Regions from separate parts of the Homo sapiens genome. Here region 2 is linked to region 1. Evidence: chromatin contacts called from ENCODE Hi-C data. All regions are on one chromosome and are shown on one strand. Each heading gives the region's core, a stretch centred on a gene start or an enhancer-like site at or near the end of the contact. The rest is flanking DNA. Distances are from core to core; before and after follow the strand shown.

Region 1 (7,765 bases), core at 3,713-6,212:
GTTGAACACAACTTTAAAACAAAAGAATTATGAAGGAAATCCCTAGATTGAAACACTAATCCCACAACACCTGATATGCTTTGGCTGTGTTCCCACCCAAATCTCAACTTGAAATGTATCTCCCAGAATTCCCACGTGTTGTGGGAGGGACTTAGAAGGAGGTAACTGAATCATGGGGGCCAGACTCTCCCGTGCCATTCTCGTGATAATGAATAAAATCTCATGAGATCTGATGGGTTTATCAGGAGTTTCCACTTTTGCTTCTTCCTCATTTTCTATTGCCACCACCATGTAAGAAGTGCCTTTTGTCTCCCGCCATGATTCTCAGGCCTCCCTAGCCATGTGGAACTGTAAGTCCAATTAAACCTCTTTTTCTTCCCAGTCTTGGGTATGTCTTTATCAGCAGTGTGAAAACAGACTAATATAACACCCCAATTTCATTCTGAGCCTAAACAGCAAACAGGCAACCTCTTCTTAGACATTTCCAGATAAATTCATTTACATTAAAAATAATAAAGATTATATTCTTATTTTACTAGCTTTTATTAATCATCAACCTCATATCTAATATTGCACAAAATGCAACAAATGTAAGAGACAGCCCTTGTTTTCAAACACGGCAAAGACTGCCAGTTGTCCACCAAAATCTATCCTCTCCTTCCTGGGCACAATTGTTCAGCTATATCAGACAGATGGCCACATGCCCTAAAACATGACAAAATGATACAACAGAAAAATCTCATCCCTGGAGTGACCATGTGGAGCAAAGCCTCATCACCAACCTGCATCACTCGCCTTGGAATTGTTAAATGGAAAGAAATAAAACCTTTACTCTTTAATCTACATCACTGTTGGGTTTTTTCATTACAGCAACTTTACCATTACAAGTATATCAAGAGATTTCCAGGCCAGTGACTTTCCAATACACTGTGACCTTGCAGATCCACTCATTTCTGAAGGCTTCCTATGCCTTGACTTACCATAACGTAGTTCATTCCTTAAAGATTTTAACACTTAACTGGCTTCCTTTTTCTGCAACTCTCAGTTCCTTAACTTTGTCATTTCCAATAACCTTGTCCTCCAACCCACTATTCTCATAGTTATACCGCAGAACAGTAGTTCTCAAATGGTTTGGTCTCAGGATCCCTTCACACTTTTTAAAATTACTGAGAATCCCAAAGAGCTTTGGTTTATGTGGATTTTATCTATTGACATATACCACATCATAAATTAAAAAGAATAGGTTTTTAAAATATTACTTCTTTTTAAAAGTAACAAACTCATTACTTGTTAACATAAATAACATGTTTTAATGAAAAATAACTATATTTTTCCCCCCAAACAGCTGAATTCTTCTATCTGCTTATGCATTCAAACAGTTGTGGCTGAAGTACAAAAAGAAACTCTGGCCTCACACAAATATGTACACTGGAAAAGAAAGGAGTATTTTAATAGCCTTTTTGGAGAATTATGGATATCATTCTCTGATATTACACTAGAACAACAACTCTTAAAGGGTAGTTGCAACATGAAATCTGAAATCGTATCAAGGAATATGATTGATATGATGCCTCTTTTCTTCCTTGGTTACATTAAAATCTATTGCTCTATCTTGCACTTCAAATGGATGTTTTACTCATGCATTGGTCATCTGGAGAATACCAGTTCAGTGAGTTATTTACATCTTCTAAATGTTCACACATTTAACATGCAATATCAAAAAATCATATTCATTAAAAGTCTTTAGGTATTGAAGAAAATCTCACCAAAAAAAGTCTTTTAAAAAGCTTCCAACCTCACAAAAGCTAGTAAAAGTTTTCCAAAATTCTAATTTTTGTGTGAAAGCTTGAATTTTATCACTGGCAACAAATACTGTCATTTTCATTTGTAGTGAGTCTCACTTTTCTCCTTTTTGAGAAAATGTCTGCCAACTACCCAAATGTGAATGACTACAATTTTTTCAAGTAAAAAATGCTGTTCCATGAAAAAAAGCAACTAGTTCACTTTACAATCCAATTTGCACAAGAGCTTTTCCTCAAGACAACCCTCTAATTTCAGTTTGCAGAAGTGTTTGATCAAAACTTCCCATGTCATTGAACAGCATATTAAAAGATATATTCAAGGGTTGAGATTTGGTTAAAATTAACGATTTTACTGCTTTATCAACATTTTTAAGTGAAGCTGGCTTTTTAAAAAAACTATAGGTGTAGTATAGTTCAGTGCCACTGTCTTGATTCAAGCTAAGATACTAGCAATACTAAACAGTGCTTTTCCACCATCAATGCGTGTGTCAACAGACTGAAAAAAAAAAAAAACAAATATCTTAGTGTTCATAGAAAGTAGTTTTGGCCTTGCAGAGCCCCTGAAAGGACTTCAGGAATCCCCAGGGTTCCATTCACCACACTTTGAAAACCAATGCTACAGAACAACGGCACCCTCTTTGCATCTCAATTCCAAGCATGAAATTCTCTAACCATTACCTCCTCCCTAACTTACTCCAAGTCTCCCCTTGCAACACCCTAGTTCCCTTCTCAGTTCCTCTACACTCATAGATAACAATCCCAACCCTAGTTAAATCCTATTTGACTTCTATCAGAAGCAGGTGAATATGGCTAGAGAAAAAGCATCACCGTCCTTGCTGGTTCATATGAGGTGGACACTTACTACCACGTTTCCCTGGTCAATTCTCTCATTCTTCCAGAGTCTAAGACCTAAGATTTAGATGATCATTTCACTTCTTCTCCTCTGGCTTTAAAACTCTAACAACTCTTCCTCCTTAACACTCTGCTGATGACCTTATTTCACTATAAAAACAGTAAACATACTTCCTGCTGACAGGCCTGAAAAGAACATCCTCCTATTATCTCTATTAACTTACTTGCAAATATACCTCATTCTCTGCCTTCCCTTAGGAAGAACTGACAGTCTATGTTTCTAAGGCCAACTCCTTCACTTGTGCACTGGATTTCATCCCCTTTGGCTACTCAGGGACAATGCCCTTACAGTTTTCTCACTCTCTCCTGCATTATAAAACGTTCTCACTCTATTGTATCATTTCCTAGAATATACAAACATGCTGTAATACTTCCTCTCTTAAAGAGGAAAAAATATGGTGCCAGATCTCCCAGCAACCACATCTTTTTTTTGCTCCCCTTTACAGCTAAACCCCAAGAATACCCTATAAGTGCTATTTTCAATTCCACTCCTCCCATTCTTTCCTAAATTCACTCTAATCCTGATCTCTCCACTAAAACTCCTCTTGTCAAGATCACCAGTGACCTCTTCCTTGCCAAATCCAAAGGGCAATTCTCAGTTATCTTACTCAAACAGCTGCATTTGACCCAGCTGACCACATCCTCCTTGAAATACTTCACTTGGCCTCTGGTATTTAAGGGGGGGGGGGGGGCGGGGGAAGGCAAAAACTGTTTGACACCTAGGGCGAAGTATCTTAGTGCTATGATACACAGATCTAATTGTGTGGTTTATGGGGGGCACCAAGATGTTAAATTCCGTTTTAGACCTCAAGTTTGAAAGAATAATAATACATCTCAGTAGAAATTGAATCATAAGGATAGCATTCAATTTCCTTACACAACACTTGGTGGATGACCAACATTTTTAAGGAGCTTCATCCAGTTCAGTGGAGCAATGTTCGTCAAGCCATGACCTATAGAAAAGAGTTTAGGATGCACGTACAGGCCTGAGACTTGAACTTGCTTCTAATAATGAGGCAGTGACCAGCAAGGCTGACTTGTGAAGTGAAAGAACAAAAAATAATAATACTCAGATTGACGATGATAGTAACAGTCATGGTGGTATATATTTACTACTCATTTACTTCAGGGAATGCGCCCTGTTAAACACTATACACGCCCTTTAGTATATAATCCTCATACACTTTTATGAAACAGGCGCGATCATCTCCATTTTACATACGGGGTAGAGAGGAGCTAGCTAAAATCAGTTATTAAAGAGGAGAGCTAAGATTTGGGGATAGGGCGGTTGAGGTTCCAAAGCTCAAGTTTTCTAAGCAAAATTTTTGTACTGTTTCTTGCAAGGAAAATCAGGAAACTTCAATTGAATACGTGCCAATTTAAAAAAAAATACAGATTAAGAAGTTTTCTCAGAGTAACAATACATGCTTATTAGGCACTTTCCTATGCATAATTTCCTATTTAATGGCAATTACATGATTGTCTTCTTTTTTGGGACACACGTTTTCTCCTACGTCTGAACATGTGCACTGCCTTTAACATGAAGCTGGCAGGCTATAAAACTTTACCACAGGAGCTGAAATCGTATTCGGGTTCTCCACTTGCTTATTTCCATTATCTCCACTTCCATTATTTCATCACACACCTGAACGGAAAACCCCAGTACAGGCCCGGGGCTGCCTCAGTCTACTTCGGCAGCAAAAGACGAATAAGCCCACTGGCAGAGACCACTGTGCAAGCCTAATCACTTCCCAAGAAGGGTTTTGCTTTAAAGGTACGAAGCAGGTAGGAAAGGTGGGGCTTATCGCCTTGCCAAAAACGTTCTCCTCAAGAAGAACCCAGTTCCAGGTGGAAAAGGTATCCTGAAAATCAGGTTAACCTCAAACTTAAATCCAAGCCTAACCACCTGCCCAGCCCGCCCCAGCCCAACCTGACGGAAGCTTGTCAGGGAAGAGTCCATAGAAGGCGTCACCTTTAGGAGACATCCTCTGTCATAGTGCTCGCAGCCCCGCTGACCTCGCTCTTGACCGCTGGCGCCATCTTCCCGGGCCGTCGCCGCCATCTCCTCCACCTCCCCTCACATTCCACCGATCCTTCCCCCAGGATAAAAACCACGCCCAGAGAAGCTGCGCCTCTCTAGCACACCCCTCCCAGCCCCAGCGGCCACTAGCGACAATATGGCTCCTAAGCACGTGACCCGGGGCAGACGGATTTCCGGTTCCCGGGGCTACGAGGCGGAAGCGAAGGCAGACGCAGTCTCCGTCGTTGACGTTAGTCGCAGTCTTCGCTGCTAACGGTAATAACTCTTAGGTTGCCTGTTTTCCCCCAATCGCTACCCGCCCAAATCTCAGGGCGTAGTTCGGCGCGAGGTTGGCGGCAGCGGCGCGGAGACGCTGGTTGGCCCCAGAGGAAAGGACGCTCACTGGGCGCATCGTTACCTGTGACGGGTCCTCCCTCTCTCCCTCCGGTGGCGGGGAGCCTGGAGAAAGGGGCGGAGCTCGGCCCGGGCCCTGGGCTCAGCGGGTCCCGCGCGCTGCTCTTGGACGCCAGGGTGCTCGCTGGCACCTCGAAGTGCTTCTTGCTTCCTCCCTTTCCCGTTTACTTGCTGTTCTTTCAAAATATGTACTGACATTCACTATTGCCAGTCACCAGCTAAACCGTGAGGACAAAAAGTAAGGAAAAATAGACACACTCCACCATGACCTCATGGAACTAACAAGACTGGTGGAGGAGGAAGACATTAATAAGAGCAATCACTGCAATAAATGTAAGATTACAACCTGGAGAAGTGCTAGGAAGAAGTGTGTGTCCTGTGAGAGCTAATATTAGAGCAGCTCTGACAATCTGAGTGTCAGTGAGGGAAGGCTTCCCTGGGGAAGCGATGCAAGCCGAGGGCTGAAAGATGGGTAGGAGTTAGTGTGCAAAAGGCTTTGTGGCACAAAGAACATGGTACCTGTTAGAAGGTGGAAGGAAAATGTACAAGCCAACAAAATTGAAATCATACTCGGGGTACACAGCTAAATATGTTTCTCCTTATTAAAGAGTCAAGGCCCTGGAAAATGATGTAAGCAAAGCTGCAGGTGTTAGAAGAAGATATTTGTCTTTAGCTTTCTATCCTGATTTTGTGTTTCCTAAAACACCGGGAAAGGGAAAATATTCCCCTTCAGCTTTCCGGTTACTAACTCTTAACATTCTAATTTTCTTTCAGTTTTGTTATGAGTTGCTAAAATGGTGAAATGCTGCTCCGCCATTGGATGTGCTTCTCGCTGCTTGCCAAATTCGAAGTTAAAAGGACTGACATTTCACGTGTAAGATTTTGCTGTAGTTAAGCCAAATACTTTGGCCATGTTATAAAAAGCAAAAGACAGTTCTACTTAAGTCTTCAATTTTGAACTTTAGTTCCCGAGTCCTTTTTAAATAACCTTTTTGTTAAATTTGAAGTGACAATGTGATACCTTTACATGTTTATAATTTAGTTTAAAAGTTTTAAGATATCAGAGACTTTAAGATATCAGAGACTGGTTTACAAAAAATACCATAAGGCTAACTTTTGCTAATATTATTACTTTGTATTTTATCACACCGCCAAAGAAATTCAATGTTGTTTACATGTAGTTTACAATCTGAATGAAGGAGCTTTGCTCGAATATATTGCCCTCTCTATTTAGAAGTAGATCAAGCATAGGTTATAGAGAAAAAATACAAATTACAAGTTAAGACCAAGGGATCTTTAGCTGTGTTGCAAATAAATCAAAATGATTTTAGTTTCATATTTTAGCCATTCTCTTGACAGCCATGAAGGAGTAAGTGAAGGAGTAATAAGATTTAATAGTTGTTCACTTGTTAAAGGTTTATTTTGCTGCTTTTGTGCCAGGCACTGTCCTATGTGTTAGAGAAAGATCTCCTAGCTATTTTGTTAGATATAATAAATCAAAACTGAGCATATATATCCTACCTTATTTTAGAAAAATTTGAACCAGCTTGAAAATTGAGTAAGATATGGCTATTAGGCCTTCATATCTCTCAAAATAGCTCTGATCTCCAGAACTCCACACTGCAGCTATTCTCTGCATTCATTCACTAAGCATCTGTAGACCTGCTATGTATTAAATGCTGTACTAAGCAATTTTCTGGTGCTGACAGAAGAATGGAATTACAAGGGGCCCTTTTTATCGAGGATAAATTCTGGATATCATTTCAGATAGGAAAAGGCCCAAGTGATAATTCTTTTATCATCTATAGATGAATAAATACCTTCAATTGTGGATCTTACTATAAGATGCTAAATATCCATTGAAACTTTTCTTCCTTATAATGTGAGAAAAAATGAAATGAGGGCCATATATCTGCAGCATGATTGGCAGAAAATCTGAATATTAAAACGGAAAGTAACAAAAGCATGAATTATGGTTTCCTAAATATTATAATTCTCAAGACTAATAAACTAGTTAACGAATCAATTTAGTCACAGTTGTATAAGGCAGCTTTAATTCAATTATATAGCAATAGTATTTGATTTTAAAATATTTTTTGTATTTTTTTTCTAGATTCCCCACAGATGAAAACATCAAAAGGAAATGGGTATTAGCAATGAAAAGACTTGATGTGAATGCAGCCGGCATTTGGGAGCCTAAAAAAGGAGATGTGTTGTGTTCGAGGCACTTTAAGAAGACAGATTTTGACAGAAGTGCTCCAAATATTAAACTGAAACCTGGAGTCATACCTTCTATCTTTGATTCTCCATATCACCTACAGGTTTGTTTATGAGATACTGTTTACCATCATTGCTCACTTTTTTTTTTTTTTTTTTTTGAGATAGAGTCTCGCTCTGTCACCAAGGCTGGAGTGCAGTGGCGCGATCTCAGCTCACTGCAATCTCTGCCTCCAGGGTTTAAGCAATTCTCTGCCTCAGCCTCCCGAGAAGCTGGGATTACAGGCACCTGCCACCACACCTGGCTAATTTTTGTATTTTTAGGAGAGATGGCGTTTCACCATCTTGGCCAGGCTGGTCTTGAACTCCTGACCTCGTGATCCACCCTCCTCGGCGTCCC
Region 2 (7,765 bases), core at 1,540-4,039, 7.8 Mb before region 1:
TATCTCCAACGAACAGATGGAAAAAAGAGGCTGAGGGAGGTTAACTTAAAATTTGCCCAAAGTCACAGAGCAGGCAAATGGCACTGCCAGGATCTGAACCCAGGCAGTCTAGCTCTTGACTACCACACATACTGCCTACTGTTTCTGATATTAGACATAAAGGAAACACTTAAAAAAACCTGTTAAATGGGATGGGCGCGGTGGCTCATGCTTGTAATCCCAGCACTTTGGGAGGCCAAGGCAGGCGGACCACCTGAAGTCAGGAGTTCGAGACCAGCCTGACCAACGTGGTGAAACCCTGTCTCTACTAAAAATACAAAAATTAGCCAGATGTAGTAGCAGGCGCCTGTATTCCCAGCTACTTGGGAGGCTGAGGTGGGAGAATCGCTTGAACCCGGGAGGAGGAGGCTGCAGTGAGCCAAGATCCCACCACTGTACTCCAGCCTGGGTGACAAGAGCAAGACTCTGTCAAAAAACAAACAAACAAAACAAAACAAAAAAACCCTGTTAAATGAATAAATTTTAAAGGAAAAAAACTAATCTAAATATGCAAATCTGACAAAGTATACTTATTATAGTAACATATTATTTATAGCAGTGCTCGTCCCATTTTCACAGCATGGCCTTCAAAAAACGTATCTGTACTAAACACTGGCAAGCAGAGATAATTCCCAGGTACAGGGAACCAGTCTGGAGCATTTGGAGCTGAACCACTGTGAGAGCTGAGATCAATATACTGGCAGAAGTGGAGGCCATTCCTAGTTCTGAGAAGCTCTAGTTGTCAATTAAAAGATTCTAAAAACAATGCGATGGCATCAAATTCAGGCTTGGAATCCAACTTTCTAGTCCTAGCATTGATAAATAAGCCAAAGAATTTGTAAACAAAGGTAATTAAAATGTTATCATTTATCTCACCAAACACTGGCACATATCAAATGATACCAGCTTCTAGCTAATTAAACGGATAGCTATTAAAAAAACTGATTCCAATTACCAAGGCAAATCAGAAGATAGCTGTGTTCTAAGAGATCACCTACCTAATAAAAAACACACACATACACAATATACCCTGTTTGGGCATTGTAACAAAATATAAAAATTAACAAAATTTGTTTCTTTTCTTTTTTTTTGAGACAGGGTCTCTCTCTGTCACCCAGACTGGAGTGCAGTGGCACGATCTCGGCTCACTGCAGCCTCGATCTCTCTAGACTCAAGCGATCCTCTCATCTTAGCCTCCCGAGTAGCTGGGACTACAGGCGTGCATCACCTACGCCCAGCTAATTTTTTTGTATTTTGTAGAGACGCGGTTTCGCCATGTTGCCCAGGCTAGTCTAAGAACTCCTGAGCTCAAGCGACCCGCCTGCTTCGACCTCCCAAAGCGCTGGGATTGCAAGCGTTTGAGCCACTGCGCCCGGCCAAAGTTTTTTATTATCTACTTTCCTATCATTTTATCCCTAGTACACTTTCACTTGCTGTTTTCCTTGCATGGCGGGGGCAATAGGCCTGGTGGGTAAATCTGAATAAAAACGAGAACAGCTGCAGTCTAACTAGCTCTGCCACTTAATGGCGTGACTGGCCCTTTTCAGAAAGTTGTGCCTCACTGGAATGTTTCAAAAATATGTAAAAATAATATGATCTATAAGACAATCAAAAACGCTTCAAATAAGGCGCGGGTTATATTACATAATATCCCTCCACTCTGGCAGTGTTGGCAATGGCAGACAACACCATGAAACTGAAAGCATCCCTTCAGTCTGAAACTGGCGAAAAGGCTACAGGTTTACAAAGTCTCACATCAGCTGAAAATAATACATCCATCAATTCTATCTTTGGCATGGTGTATTCTGACAGTGGTGGATAGAATGTAACCACTTGCTTTATTAATTATGAGATGATTGAAAGAGGAACTACTAACCAAGAAATTGGTAAAGGCCTAGCACAAATATTTTCCCCCTAATTTTACAGGGGCGGGAAAGACCTGAAGAACTTCAAAACCAAGTGGGAAATAAGAATGGGTAACTTGTGTATTTTTTTTTCCTGGCTTTTTTTTTTTCCTTCTTCCGAAGTCAACAAAGGCCTCAGGGTGTCCAGATTGCTACTGATTCATTCTTACCAAGTTCCTTCTGGTAATAGTTTTCAAAAGAGGATCTCAGTGGAGGTGCACAGTGGCGCTCCTAGCTTTCTTTTTACGGAAAGGAGGAAAGGTGCTTGGCACCAGTCGGGGAAGCTCACGCCAAGTGACCGAGACCAGAACTCGCTCTCGACCGGAGCCCCCCAAGTCTGGTGACTTGGAGGAAGGAGGATCCCGAATCCCAGCCAGAACTGAGAAAGCCCTCAAAGGTGCGGAAAGGGGACTTTTCCCTCAGGAAAGCCGGCAACAGCAGAGGCCCTAGCCCACGTCGCCACACCCACTCCGCGCGCGCCCCTCGCCTCCCAGGGCCGGCTCTGCTCGGCCCCGCGGCCTCTCGGGCGCCCCCAGCCCGCCGGAAAGAAAGAAGCAGAAACCCGGAGCCTGGGTCCCACCCGCGACCCCTCACCTTCGCCCTTCTCGTCCTCTCACCTGCCAGTCCCCCAGGAAGAACAGGACGCCTCTTCCCCCTGATGGGCGGCCACAGGCTCGGATCCTTCCATTGCCGCCTGAGACACCGCCGCCGGCTACTGGAAGGTAGGAAGGGGCGGGACCGTGGGGGGGTCAAGGGGCGGGCGGAGACGTCATCAGAGGGGGCGGGCCTGGGGAAGCTAGGAGCCCGGCAGCGCCTTCCCGTCAACCCTAGGGGCGTCCTGGTTTCCGGTTTGGGTGTGGCCGCATGGCGTGCTGTGGTGCAGGTGGCCGAAGGGGGCGTTACTGTTGCGACTGGCATCCGCATCCGGCAGATGTAGATGGAACCAAAGTCCAGAAGTTACGCGTCACCCTTGCTCTACAGCCAAACATGCAGGACTCTAGTAACCCGCGAAATGATGGGATAGCGTTGCAAATCCTTAAAAGAGTCTTAACGGTAAGAAGAGGAAACAGCTTTATTTTATAAATAAACTGAAGGCTGCTAATAGCTCCAGATTGTCAGTGAGGGGATACCACTTAAAGATGTTATACATTTAATAAATAATTTTGGGAGTCCACTACATGTGAGGCGCTGCCTCAGATTTAATAGAATCATGTGACTTTTAGTGCCATAGATGTCGTTAGATCATCCAGTTTGGTCCCTTAAATTTGTGGGTAAGGGAAAGGAACTTCCGGTCAGTGCAAGTGACTTGGTCAAGGTTATAGAGCTAGTCACTGTTAGATTACCAGAACACATATCTAAAAAGTTCTCATATAATTCTTTTTCATTTACTTCCGTGTCACCTTTCTTAGAAAGCAAAAATGAGTTGGACACAATAACATTAGGATTTGTCTTTCACTAAATAACACTGTATATTTGAATAAACATCTGCAGGATTTTTAAAATTAGCATATACTTTGGGTATTATGTAATTTTCTGTGATGTATCATATTTTTAATTAGAAATTTTTCCTCTCATATGGAGATGAGGGTCCAGGCAAAACTGTATTATCCTTCGTGCCCTCTATTCTCTTCAAAATTGCACATCTTAAAATACCTGGAAGCTTTATGTTGCTCACCTATAGCATTATCCGTGTTCCTCAATCCAGTTGTGAACCTTTTCCACATTAAAATGTTCTTGATCTGTGTTCTATTCTTTCAAGGCTCTGCTCTAGCACTAAGATAATGCTACAGGACTGAAGATAATGAAAAAGATTGAAGAAAGCAGAAACAGAACAAAAATCAGATTATTTCAAAGTTTCTTTCCTTGTAAAGGTTAAAACAGAGCATACTTCCTTATTATGCCCACTAGGTTAACTAGAATCTCCTGTTTTTTTAAAAAAAACTGGCTCATTTTTTCAAAATCCACTTTAATTACATGGTGCTTAGCACAAGCAACTCCATTCTGGTTTGATCTGATGGGGCCTAGTGTAGAAGGCTAGGCCAAAACAATGGCCTGCCATTACCCACGCTTCTTCATATTTTAACATCCATGAATAGAGGATGAATTTTTAAAAAATAAATACAGAAAACGATGCATCTTAAAATTGAGGGCATGTTAGATTTGATAAAATATGGTGTGAATTATTTCAGGCATGTAACAAGCAACCAGATTTAACAGATTTTAATGTTTTGTCACATATGTAAAATGGGAAAGAAAACTAGGCGATCACAGCTTTTTGACAGTGAGGCTTTATGTCATAAGAAAGTAGAATGACATATTGAGGAAACTTAAGGGAAAAATATGTAGGCCAAAGATTTTACATTCAGCAAAACTAATATACAAAAGGTACAAACTGTTATCAACAATTGATATATCAATTTGGTGAGACTAGTGTTTTCATGAGCCCCTCCTTAATAATTAATTGGAGAAAGTGTCTGACAATCAGAATTATTACAGAAACATTGATCTAAGGATTGACTCGGTTTCTTTACAGCAAATCATAATCTGTTGCATTTATTAGCTTTTGTGTTTCTTGTAGTTTATTCTTTATTACTAATTCTCCTGAGTTCTGTCACCTCATTTCTGAGGTTTTTCTAATTCAGAATCAAGTTCTTCCATATCTTTTATCATTTCTCTAATGTCATTTAGCTAGTTTCAAAATAATAAATTGTTTTGTAGTGCATCTTTCAGGCATGTTTTTATTATCTTTGATGATGATGTTATATTCCTTATTCTCTTCACATAATAACTGCATGGATTTGAACTTGATGCTTTTTTTGTTGCTCTTTTTTTTTTTTTTTTTTTTTTTTTTTTGAGACAGAGCCTTGCTCTGTTGCCCAGGTTGGAGTGCAGTGGCGGGATCTTGGCTCACTGCAAGTTCTGCCTCCCGGATTCACGCCATTCTCCTGCCTCAGCCTCCCGAGTAGCTGGAACTACAGGCACCTGCCACCACGCCCGGCTAATTTTTTGTATTTTTAGTAGAGACGGGGTTTCACCGTGTTAGCCAGGATGGTCTCGATCTCCTGACCTCGTGATCCACCCCTTGGCCTCCCAAAGTGCTGGGATTACAGGCGTGAGTTATTGCTCATTTTTATGTGAAATTGGTGTTCCTGAACTAATATGAGACAGGCTTCTTAGCCCAATAAGCCTAAGTTTATCAGGAACAAAACTGTATTCCAAGAAAGTCAGGTATATTAGTCTGTTTTCACACTGCTATAAAGAAATACCCGAGACTGGGTAATTTATAAAGGAAAGAGATTTAGTTGACTCACAGTTCCACATGGCTGGGGAGTCCTCAGGAAACTTAAATCATAGCAGAAGGTGAAGGAGAAGCAAGACATATCTTACACGGTGGCAGGAGAGAAGTGAGATCGTGGGAAAACTGCCACTTTTAAAACCATCAGATCTCATGAGAACTCCCTCATTATCACAAGAATAGCATGGGGGAACTGCCCCCATAATCTAATCACCTCCCACCAGGTCTCTCCTTGCACACATGGGAATTAAAATTTGAAGTGAGATTTGGGTGGGGACACAGAGCAGACCATATCATCAGGTTTACTGGCTCATTGCAAGGAGGGAGCCCACATTCCAGAAGAACCATGGGGTACCTCACCAACAGAGGAAGAGATAGATTTATTGTAGGAATTTGGGGAAGTATGGAGTTTAGAAGGAATTGAAATGAAGTAGTGCTTTGATAGACTCAAAAGAAAGCAAGGCTGTTTGTAAAGAATTCTACACTACATCTAAACTATTACTAATGGCAAAAACTGCAATTACTTTTGCACCAACGTAATACAAGATGGACCCAGGGTTCTGTTTTTTGGAAATTGCAAAGTTCTGCCTCTCAGAAGTAGAAACTATTTCTCTGTGTCAATGTGACTTTAGATATTCTAGCCAAGAGTGAGATATTTCAATCTTAATAATAGGATTTAAACAGCAGAGTTTTTGACAATCTTTTGATATTGTCATAAATGTTCTATGATTTTAGAGAAAAGGGCATTGTGTGAGTAAAAAATCAGTTACTCTAAGGGTGTGTGTGTGTGTGTGTGTGTGTGTGTGTGTGTGTGTGTGTTTGAGACATTTTAAAGCATCTTCCAGAGAGAAATAGTATTTTCTGTTAATTTCACAGCTGGCTTTATTTATGCCTGTTATCCCATAGCTGATGAATGGCAAAGCAGATTTTTACTTTCTTATTCTATGCTTATTTGCTTTCTCACAGGTTTTGGGAAAACTTTTCTAATTTCAGAGAATTCCCTTTTCTGTTGCTTTTGTGTAATGTTCAGCAATATTATGGTTTTATTTCCTTTTTAAATTAATACATACATAATAAGCATATATTTATGGGGTATTTTGATATTTGCGTACAAGGTATAATGATAAAACCAAGGTAATTGTGATATCCATCACCTCAAACATTGTTTATTTCTTTGTGTTAGGAACATTTCACATCTTGCCTTCTAGCTATTTTGAAATATATGATAAATTATTGTTAACTATAGTCACCCTCTAGTGCTATCGAACACTAGAAATTGTTTCCTCTATCTAATTGTATTTTTGTACCCATTACGCAACCTTTTTCATCCTCCTTACCCCCAACCTTCCCAGCCTCTGGTAACCATCATTCTACTCTCTACTGCCATGAGATCCACTTTTTTAGCTCTCACTTATGAGTGAGAATATGTGCTATTTGTCTTTCTATGCCTGGCATTTCACTTAACATAATGACCTCCAGTTCCATCTATGGTGCTTCAAACTACATGATTTCATGTTTTTGTGTAGATGACACATTTTTAAAATCCATTCATCTGTTGATGGACACTTAGATTGATTCCATATCTTGGCTATTGTGAATAGTACTGTAATAAACATGGGCATGCAGATACCTTTTAAATTTATTGAATTCCGTTTTTGGATGTATACTCAGGAATGGGATTGTTGGATCATGTGGTAGATCTATTTTTAGATTTTTGAGAAACTTCCATACTGTTTTTCATAGTTTCTGTACTAATTTACGTTCCCACCAGCAATGCACTAGTGTTCTCCTTTTGCCACATCCTCACCAGCATCTGTTATTTTCTGCCTTTTTGGTAATAGTAATCTTAACTGAGGTGAGATGATGTCTTATTGTGGTTTTGATTTGCATTTCCCTGGTGACTGGTGATGTTGAGCATTTTTTCATATGTCTGTTGGCCATTTATATGTCTTCTTTTGATAAATGCCTGTTTAGATCATTTGCCCATTTTAAAATTGGATTATTTGGGGGTTTTTGCTATGGAGTTGTTTGAGTTCCTTATATATTCTGATTATTAATCTCTTGTATGAGTAGTTTTCAAATATTTTCTTCCATTCACTGGGTTGTCTGTTCTCTGTATTGATTGTTTACTTTGCTCTACGGAAGGATTTTAGCTTGATGTAATTCCGTTTGTCTATTTTTGCTTTGGTTGCCTGTACCTTTGAGGTCTTACCCCAAAAATTTTTGCTCAGACCAGTGTCCTAAAGTATGTCCTCAATGTTTTCTTCTAGGAGTGTCATAGGTTCAGGTCTTACAAGTAAGGCTTTAATGCATTTTGATTTGATTTTTGCCTATGATGAGATATAGCAATCTAATTTCATTTTTCTGCATATGGATATTCAGTTTTTCCCAGCACCATTTATTGAAAAGACTGTCCTTTCCCCACTGAATGTCTTTAACACCTTTGTTGAAAATAAGTTGAACTTTACTGAATTTGTTTATCAACTTCAAGAGTACTTTGATGAAGCTTTTAGGACTTTTTAAAAAG

Evidence for each region. A loop is a pair of places that touch in the nucleus more often than their neighbours do. Pooled maps may share reads with other maps.
Region 2: a loop to region 1 is called in a map of CD8-positive, alpha-beta T cell, with 6 times the contacts of the local background. The contact joins the promoter of UBA6-DT here to the promoter of THAP6 in region 1. A Hi-C loop is called at or near these places in 1 of 168 maps with a recorded cell type or tissue (CD8-positive, alpha-beta T cell) and 7 of 50 pooled maps.

Annotation. Positions count from the first base shown.
Region 1 is chr4:75,509,511-75,517,275 of GRCh38, forward strand. It overlaps THAP6 (THAP domain containing 6), which reads left to right and starts at 4,963. Exons shown (of 5, transcript NM_144721.6): 1 at 4,963-5,010; 2 at 5,923-6,022; 3 at 7,262-7,469. The coding sequence starts at 5,943. It overlaps RCHY1 (ring finger and CHY zinc finger domain containing 1), which reads right to left and starts at 4,893. Exons shown (of 9, transcript NM_015436.4): 1 at 4,687-4,893. The coding sequence starts at 4,776. RefSeq lists enhancers at 4,002-4,932, 4,619-5,098, 4,933-5,863, 5,439-5,658.
Region 2 is chr4:67,698,489-67,706,253 of GRCh38, forward strand. It overlaps UBA6-DT (UBA6 divergent transcript), which reads left to right and starts at 2,790. Exons shown (of 2, transcript NR_015439.1): 1 at 2,790-2,996. UBA6 (ubiquitin like modifier activating enzyme 6) reads right to left here and starts at 2,667. Exons shown (of 33, transcript NM_018227.6): 1 at 2,561-2,667. The coding sequence starts at 2,631. RefSeq lists silencers at 2,391-2,560, 2,691-2,760.